Linked DNA regions of Mus musculus: region 1 is linked to region 2. The links are chromatin loops, found by intact Hi-C in ENCODE. Cell type or tissue: heart. All regions are shown on one strand. Links, peaks and the distances in the headings refer to the core of each region. The heading gives the core; the rest is flanking DNA. Region 1 holds the start of Spsb1 (splA/ryanodine receptor domain and SOCS box containing 1). Region 2 overlaps Slc25a33 (solute carrier family 25, member 33).

Region 1 (4,390 bases), core at 197-4,196, 200 kb after region 2:
CATTTTATGCAGCAGCCACGAGGAATCCATTGAAGGGTGTGTCCACCCTTGCTGGCACAGCCTCGCACTCAAGAAGCCTAATTTACCCCCTAAGTGACTTCACCCAGGGCCCCAGGCAAGAACCAGCCTTCCTAAGACTGACAGTTATGGCTTCTCCCCAGGTTTTGGTCTGGCTGATTTGAGTGGGATACAGGCTAAGGAAGAAAAAGGCTTGTAAAGTTTCCGGATTCAGAAACTCCATATCTCCCATCTAGATAACATCTTCGATCTATTGGAAGAAGTGTTCCCTGCAGTAAAAGGAGAAGAACTGTTTCAGATGATCTAATCCAGCCCGTCAGTTTGCAGATAACTGGCCTATGACCTCAGAGCTAGGGACAGTAAGCAACAGCCAGGATTTTTGTCTTGGTGCATAGCCCTGGCTGTGCACTTTGGCTAAATCACCCAACCTCTCTGGGCCTCCACTGGGAAAGGGTTGGTCTGGGCAGATAGTCTCTAAATGATGTTGGGATTCTCTGACTGAATGGTTCCCTCTGTCTGTACCACTAATGTTAGTGTAGTGCTTTCTGCCTCCCAGAGATGCGAGCTGGGAAGGCGTAGGGCAGAAAGGAAAAGGCAATCCCACTCTCTCCTAGAGTCTAACAATTAGGAAGAAAGCCAACTCCCTCCAGGCCATCCTACCTCAGCGTGTGTGTGTGTGTGTGTGTGTGTGTGTGTGTGTGTGTGTGTGTGTGTGTGTGAGTGTGTGTGTGTATGTGTGTGTGTGTGTGTGTGTACCCACATACACACACACACACACACATACACACACACACTCGTCGGCGATCCTAAACCTTCAAGGACACCAAGCCTTCATCATGGGGGCTGGCGCTCTTACCATAAACACCTGTTAAAACTCAGCTCATGAGCAGTTTCTGATGTTACTAACTAAAGTGTTTAATTAACTATTACTCACTCAGGAAGCAGCTTCTGCCAGCTCACCACCACACTGTACAGCTTGAGTTCAGAGAAAAAGAGAGAGGAGCCTGAGCCCCGCTCAGCTGGCAGGAGCTTCCCTGGAAAGGTGCCAGCCAGCACTCCAGCAATACCCCACTTACCAAAACCAACCAAGCAAGGGGAGTTATACTCCACAACCTTCCAGAGCCAATGGCCAGCCCCACTACTGTTCACAGACAGGCAAGAACATTTAGGAAACACACATATTCACAACGATACACAACAACAGACACGAACAGAAACTCACAAGGTCACACTCTCATTCGCAAAAGCACACACAACTTCCTGGCTGGCAAACATCTTCACAGGCACCATTTGTGAACATTCAGTCTTTGCCATGGCACATCCTTAAACTTGGAGATTAGCAAGTCCTCGCACACTCGTCAGGCGCGGGACAACTCATCCTCTGCTCTACCATCCGATTCAGGCTGCTCTTGTTTCTCTGTTTCCATCGATTTCCTGACATAACCTCGGTTGCCCGGAGAAGCATCGGCGGCTCCGGGGTGGCTGGCGCCGCGCGCAGTGTCACCAGGCAGTCTCCCAGAGAGAGGCGCTACGGGGGCCGGATCGGGAAGGGGGACTAGGGCCGCTACAAATCAGAGCCCGGACTGGCGGGAAAAGCGAAACTAACTTAACTCAGCAGGGTCGCGATGCATGGGGCAGAAGGGGTCCCCTCGACTTTGGCGATGGGAGTCCCCCTCAACAATCAGAACCCTAAGGCGCCCTGGGACTAAGGAGAGCCCCAGGCCTCTTTCTCGGTTTGCAGCCTAGGCTCATCTTAGGGAGCGACTGTCCCCGCTCCACTGAGGTCCCCACCCAATGCCGCCCCCGCAGGTGGGACCCCAGAGCCTCCGCAGCAGAAGCGGCAGCGCACTGGGCGGCGCCCGGCCCCTCTCCGGGGACCCAAGATCGATCATGGCTCCACGCCGGGTGCCCACCCTATGCCCACGCTCTGCCCCGCGCCCACCCTCTCAGTTCTCTCAGCGTGGTGGTCCCCGTGTCTCCCCCATCCCCGGATCCCAGAGCCCGAACGCGCGCCCACCCAACCGGTCTTCGGTGTCCCATGCCGCCTACCGCGCACAGAGAGGCCGCAGCTCTTGGAGCTCCGGAGGCTCGCGGTGCCCAGGGCCGCGCCCGCTGCAGAGAGCGAAGTCGCTTCCTCCCCGTGGCCCCGGCGCCAGCGCCTGGAGCTGGTTCCTGCAGCAAGCGCGCGGGCCGCTCGAGCGCGACTCCTGCGCTGAGAAGAAAAAGCCACCGACAGCTCTAAGGTGGGAGGGCGGAGAAAAAAGAAGGACGCGCCGTGGGCGGGGCTTGTACGCTCCACCCCGCCTCCATTTGCCCTGCCACGCCCCATGTCACGCTCCTTCACCACGCCCCGCCTCAGGTCACGCCCTTTTTATCGCAACCCTCCCTTCTGCCTGGCGCTCCTCACAGCCCTCCCCTCCGCACTTTCCCGCTTAGCCCCGCCCTACACCACGCCCCTTCTCCTGCCACGCCCCTCTACTTTCCGACCCAGCGCTGGGTTTCCTAGCGTTGAGCGGCGCTGGTCGCCCGAGAGCCCGGAGCGCGCAGGGCTCTGAGGCAGGGCAGGCTTGGGGCTTTGCGAACTCTGTAGCCCCCGATACCACCTTCTTGCAGAAGGGCTGTAGGCTCAGACATACATCGCTCTGCCTTGGCCTCTGCAGCAAGAGCTTTGATTCCTCTGGAGAAGTTTTTAGGAAAGGCTGGACCTAAGGCCAGGATCATAATAACAGAAAACCTGCGCGGGGGCTGCGGTGGTGTCCAGCACTGTATTGAGGAGCTGAGGTTCATTCTTTAGGGAAAAAATGTTTGGCAGGGTGAGGTTATAGCAGTAATCACAGGAGCAAGATCTTGCTTAACTCGTTTGAAACTCCGGGTTAAGGTTCTGTAATGCTGTCGTGCAAAGGAACTGTCTATGAGTCCATGTGTAATCCGGCTGCTCTATACTTACTGTTTCCGCGCTCATGGAGACAGACAGGCAACTCAGAACTTCAAGACCCCGAGGTCCTGGTCGCATAGGCGTCCACAGTACCTAGACAATGAGTTTAGGATGGCACAAGCGACAGGGACTTCACATTAAAAGTACACCGTTAGAAGCTCTAGTCTGAAAGGGATTTTCCTTTCCCGTCATTACAGAAGAGAGTAGTCACAGGTGACTGAGGGAATTTTCACTCCCATCTTCGCGATATCCCCTTAAGATCTTCCCACTCCTCACCCATACGTGGGGAGGGATGCTAGAGAAGTTGCTATAAATACTGTGGCCGCTGAAGTTATTTAATCACTCACTGTAAAGACCCGAAGGGCCGGAGGCTACTGTGTAGATTCCAACCACCTCACTGTTGCCAATTTTGTTTGAAAACACAGAAGCTTCCAGACTGCTATGGACAAGGTGGGTCTGCGTGGGGAAAGCGGCCTCTCCGGGGCGCTATTGGCTCTTCGAGCAGGCAGCCTTGCCGGTGACTCAGGGGGGTGACTCCCTCCTGTTGGACTCTTCAAAGTCTGGGAATTTGAAGCATTCCCTGTGAGCACGGCAGCCACTGACCCATATAGCTTGGAAAGAGAGCATGTTCCATATGTTGAGCGAGAAGTACGTGTCCCTTATCAGGTGTGGTCGGTCACCTCACAGGGCAGGTACTGCAGCACTACACCTGGGACTATGTACTCTCTTCTAAGACTTGTCTTTTGCCTGGGGGAAAGCTTCCAGAACAGATGGAAGCTGTTTCAAATGGTTAGAATGGCAGCTGTCGGGGGGGCTGGAGAGATGGCTCAGTGGTTAAGAGCACTGACTGCTCTTCCAAAGGTCCTGAGTTCAAGTCCTAGCAACCACATGGTGGCTCACAACCATCTGTAATGGGATCTGATACCCTCTTCTGGTGTGTCTAAAGAAACCTACAGTGTACTTATATATAATAAATTAATTAATTAATTAAAAAAAAAAGAATGGCAGCTGTCCATTTGGGTCCTCTTAGCTTTGACCCCAAGAAAGACAGCTCTCAAAAGGCTTGAATATTTCTCTATCAGCACTCCTGAGTTCTGACCCTGTTGGGTAAATGGATACTGATGGTCTGAATATCTAAGCTTACCTGACAGTCATCGTTCTTATCCCTGGGACACCGGGAAGGTGGGCTAGTAAATCTCCGTTAGTCATACAGCAGTGACTTCGGTGAGTCAGAGCACTGTGAAAGAGTCCTCAAAGCCGGAATGTGAGGGGAAGGGGCGTGATCCTATTGTTTGTTGAAAAGTCATTAGCTCGCAATAGCTGATACACCAGCTGATAAATACGATCGAAAGGTCGGCTGATGATTGCTTAAGCCTGAGTCAAATCAGGCCCCAGGGGAGGAGGAGGCTCTGGACTCCCAGTTCTGTTCACGCTGCC
Region 2 (4,390 bases), core at 112-4,111:
ACTAAACTCCTGTACTTGAATTAACTGTTTACTTGCTCAAACCTTTTTGTGTGCCTGCGCGCCCCTCCCCCCCATCCCTGCAGCTGGCTCCTTTGAAGAGTGTGGGAGCTGCCACCGCCTCAAGAGGCTCTCCTATTCTCTCCCGACTCCATCCAGCCTACAGTGTACTATGGATTCTCCAGAGTGCTGGACAACTCACACCCCTTGTCCCACCAGACTATAATCTTATTTGATGATTGGCTATACTGCTATAAGGTAGAAGGCATGACCAATTTCCGGGGCAACCACTGGAACAATATATACTCACAGATATTCACAGATCTCACCTAAATAAAGGTCTAAAACGTCCTAAGCATTAGAAAGGGCCTCGGTCAACACATGCATTTATCTGTTGCTAACCACCAGTGATATCACAACACTGTGAACACTTGGCTCTGAGGTGAGGCCACAGGCTTCCAGGAGACCAGGCTGGCCAGAAGCCTGAAGCACAATAGTTAAGAGGGGCAAGGGACTGGACACTCAGGAACATGGACATGTAGGACACACACAGCATTTTTGGAAACTACAAAGAACTGTCTCAATGCTTGGGCCAGAACTTAAGAGTTACCCTGGAAGTAACTGACCCTTGTCATAGGATTCTAGCAAGCACTTCAGAAGGCAGATGGACTGTGGTGACAGGAAACCCTCATCATGGGCACAAGAGGACGATGAACCAGGCAGGTTCCTCCTTCACCCTCCACGTATACCTCAGCCTTTCCCTCTCCCTCAGAGGAAGCTGGAGGGAAGATGAGCCTGCTAGTGTTTCCAGGGTTCACATTGCTGGGCCACACAGCACAATACAAGCAGTTCCTTAAACAGCCTGGGAGAGCCCAAATTTCTACTGGAAATTAGCATTCCTTCAAGAAGTATGAGTGTGGGTGACAGCCCACAGAAATAGTAGCTGTGGTCTTACACAAATAGAAACATTTTCCTGCCACATTCATTAGAACGTTAAAAGGCATTATTTAGTATACTTGGTGTTCTTTGGAAATTCACAGGTGTTGCTGGCCTGCTGAGAAATCTGATTTACATATAAAAGAATCATTATTACTGTATCACAAGTTCTTAAAATTTGATGAATTCATTTCAATTGGTTTCTATTTCCTTAAAACCTGGCTCTAGACAAGGGTAATAGGCCTAGGCCTGGGGAGGCTTGAGACAGCAAGACTGTAAATTTGAAGCAGCCTGAACTACACAGCAAGACCCTGTCTCAACAAAAAACAAAGTCCAAACATTTTGTAGGTTCCACCAGAATACTCAAGGAACACAAGAACTCCAGGTTAGATTCAGGACAGACACCAGAGACATCGGGGACTAGGTCCAAAGTGCCCTCGCTGGTGTCCTGGCTGGACAGCCAGGCCTCTGCGGAGTTTACAGCATCCCTCCTGACAGTGGGGCTCCACAAAGAGCCCCAGAGAGGAACACCCAGGAAGGAAGCTGGGACCATGGAGAGGCCCTTCTGTCCATCTTCCCTTGCTCTCTGGGGCTCCTCCCCCACAATGCTGTCAGGATAGATCTCAAATGACATTTCTGCATATGCATACAGGGCTCCTATTTCCCGTCCACAGCACAGCAGGACGACTCCGGGTACTGAAGGGACTGTTCACTTACTTGCGTTCTAGCTGCATCCTCGTTTTAACCATCCAAATAGGATTCATTAAGGTATTTGTGACAAAAGCTGGAGGGAAAAAACAGTCATCACTGATATAGCCAGTGTTTGCGAATGCAATCCCCATGCAGTGGCCCGCACGGCTGGGCGCAGAAGCAGTGGGTTAATTGCTCTCTGTCCGCGCCACAGCTGCCGCCGCCAAGCACAGTCCTTCTGGCCTCTAGGTGGTGCTATCACTTCGGTTCATTTCAATCCTAGGGCAAAAACTATCTGAAATTCCAACTTAGAAGCTGCAGATCCAGAGATAATTTGTTTTTAAACATGCTCATCAGTACTTATAGCTAACCCTGAATAAGGATGTTAAATCTTCCGTTACCTGAATTCAAACTTGGAAATTTAAGGACAAAAACATTAAAAGCCCATTGGCCCACAGGAATCATTTTGGTATGCCTTCAGCAGCATTTTAACACATTGGATCAGTCCCAAACCTCAATGCTCAGCCCTCCTCTAACAGCTAGTGTCCTCTACATATTAAATGAGGGCACTGGAGGGCACTGGCTTGAAAAGCTCCTTCAAGGTGTGCTTCCTTTACCCAGGGTGCCTCTGGGTTAATTTTACAAGCATTACAAAGCCGATTAACAGGGTCTGGATTACGGCTAATTCACCATGGCTCAATCTGATTTGGAATGGTACACTGTCCTTCTCGGGGCTCAGTATTAAGGGGAATCACTGTTCTTGTGTTAAGAAGTTTGCTTAATATTGCTTTTCTCTGACTAAAGATCATAACCTGGGTTAGTAATTTTATTGAGAGTAACAAAGGAAATTGGTGTGGACACGTTGCAGGCTGTTAACAGAAGGAAGAAATTCTAAAATGCTAATCTAAATTCTCTAAAAATTCTGTTAGATTCAAATGGACAGAAGCCTCTATGAAGAAGGGCAGAGGCTTCTCCTAGCAATTTAGGAGCCAGTGCTTTCTCACAAACACTCCCTGGGGCAAGCCCTGCCCTGAGCTCTGCAGTGCGGACTTCCTCAGAAGAAAACAGACCATCTGGAGGCATAAGGCCTTAGGTACAGCCTCAAGTACCACACAACACATAAAACCCTGATTCTTGCTGTGCAAGTGAGCTGTGCAGGGCAGATGCACCCCAGATACCTTGGGGAATCAGAAAGAAAGCAGCTCTCACTCCACATTACAACTCAATAGGGAAATCAGGAAGATGAAGAACAGAAAAGTAAAATTTGTTTATAAACTGCTAATAGTCATGTTCTACAAACTCCAATACAAAGCTTTAAAAATGGTTTTAGGGTCAAAAGAGGCAGGGAGTTAACATCTAATTCCTGGAAAGAAAAAAAAAAAAAAGAAAGCAAAACGAAACAACACTTGCTAGGGAACATACCTGCAGAGCCAGCTGAGAGAATGTGCACAGTATTGCTATTAGGCACGAAGATGCCATTGAATTGCTCTTTGGCTTTGGAATAACATGCAAAGTACACAGCCCTGGTAGGACAAAAAGAGAAAACCATTAAAGCATTACTGCACTTTAAAGTACACAGGTCCCTCTGCACCATCTATCCCAAAGAGGAGACCACAGAAGAGAGTAATGATCTTAGCCAGCAAGGAAACAAGAGGCTGGCTCACACCCAGGCTGCCACTGCACCTGGATGTTCATGCCTTCCAGAAATTCCAGAAAGTGCTGACAGCCATGGCCAGGATAACAGAGGAGAAATAAGATTTTTGGTAACACACATAAAAGTCCTTTCACACTCTGTCTGTTTGTTTATTGAGACAGAGTTTCTCTGTGTAGCCCTGGCTGTCCTAGAACTCACTCTGTAGACCAGGCTGGCCTCAAACTCATAGCCTCTGCCTCCAGAGTGCTGGGATGAAGGTGTAGGCCACCACTGCCTAGCTCTTTTCACATTCTTTATTCTGGATGGATGCTAATCATCTGAGTGGGAGTGAGGACTGTCATTTTACAGGTGCACTGTTTAACGAGCTCTGCTTTCATCTTGTGTTCATCTTGTGAACTGCCTACAGTGACTAGGGAGGTGTGCTTCATCTCTGCGATGCAGGAGCGCTGCTTCTCTTTGCCTCTGCTGAACAGCAGGTCAATCACAGAATCTATTTCAACTAAGGATCCTGACTACTGCTGAACAGGATCCCAGGAGACCACTGGTTTGGACTAAGTTCTGGTACCATATCCCCACAGGAAAGACAGAAAGGGAGTTGGGACGGTGGTGGTGCTGGTGGTGGCTGCGGTGATAGTAATCATTTGTGCTGAAGTTGCCATTCGTGTTACCAAGTCATTTGGCCTTCCAAGAAATCAGGATTAGGGAAAAGTAACAGATTTCCCACAGGGGCAAGTTCTAATCAGTGTAACCCTTTGTTGTTCTACTGTTCTCTCTCTTCTTCCATTTGAGTAACTCTGAGATATATAACCTTTGATGAAAACCTCTTTATCGTCTATCTAAACAAGCAAACATACCAATCTTATTTTATAGAATAAAGCACTGGAATTTGGCCAGATTTCAAAATAGAAAAGGCAAGGAAAACCTTTAAAGTCTATCATTAGAGGACTTTGGCCCGTGACAACACTGCCACTCGTCCCTTTTATACACACAGTTCCTGTCTATTAGCACTGCCCATAACTTCATCCAGAGACACTATCTATGCATGGATAATAAACATTTGGAAAGTGACCAGTATTCTCATCAAAAAGGTAAATGGATGGCTCAGCGGTTAAG

The links. Peaks named below come from ENCODE experiments on the same cell type or tissue, not always from the same donor. Only the 100,000 strongest peaks of a DNase experiment are listed, where the experiment ranks them.
Region 1: a loop joins it to region 2, with 4 times the contacts of the local background. A loop is called at or near these places in 13 of 42 quality-filtered maps.

What each region holds. Positions count from the first base shown.
Region 1 is chr4:149,952,786-149,957,175 of GRCm38, forward strand. It overlaps Spsb1 (splA/ryanodine receptor domain and SOCS box containing 1), which reads right to left and starts at 2,221. Exons shown (of 3, transcript NM_029035.2): 1 at 2,068-2,221. In heart, for the core only: CTCF peaks have their summits at 1,522, 2,515 and 3,452; DNase peaks (open chromatin) are centred at 1,056, 1,556, 2,306 and 3,516; H3K4me3 peaks cover 2,298 bases; H3K27ac peaks cover 1,223 bases; H3K27me3 peaks cover 1,420 bases.
Region 2 is chr4:149,750,754-149,755,143 of GRCm38, forward strand. It overlaps Slc25a33 (solute carrier family 25, member 33), which reads right to left. Exons shown (of 7, transcript NM_027460.2): 4 at 3,046-3,146; 5 at 1,651-1,717. Among named protein-coding and RNA genes, the nearest start is that of Tmem201, 15 kb to the left of the region's middle. In heart, for the core only: a CTCF peak has its summit at 1,871 (motif pointing right); no DNase peak of the experiment used is centred there.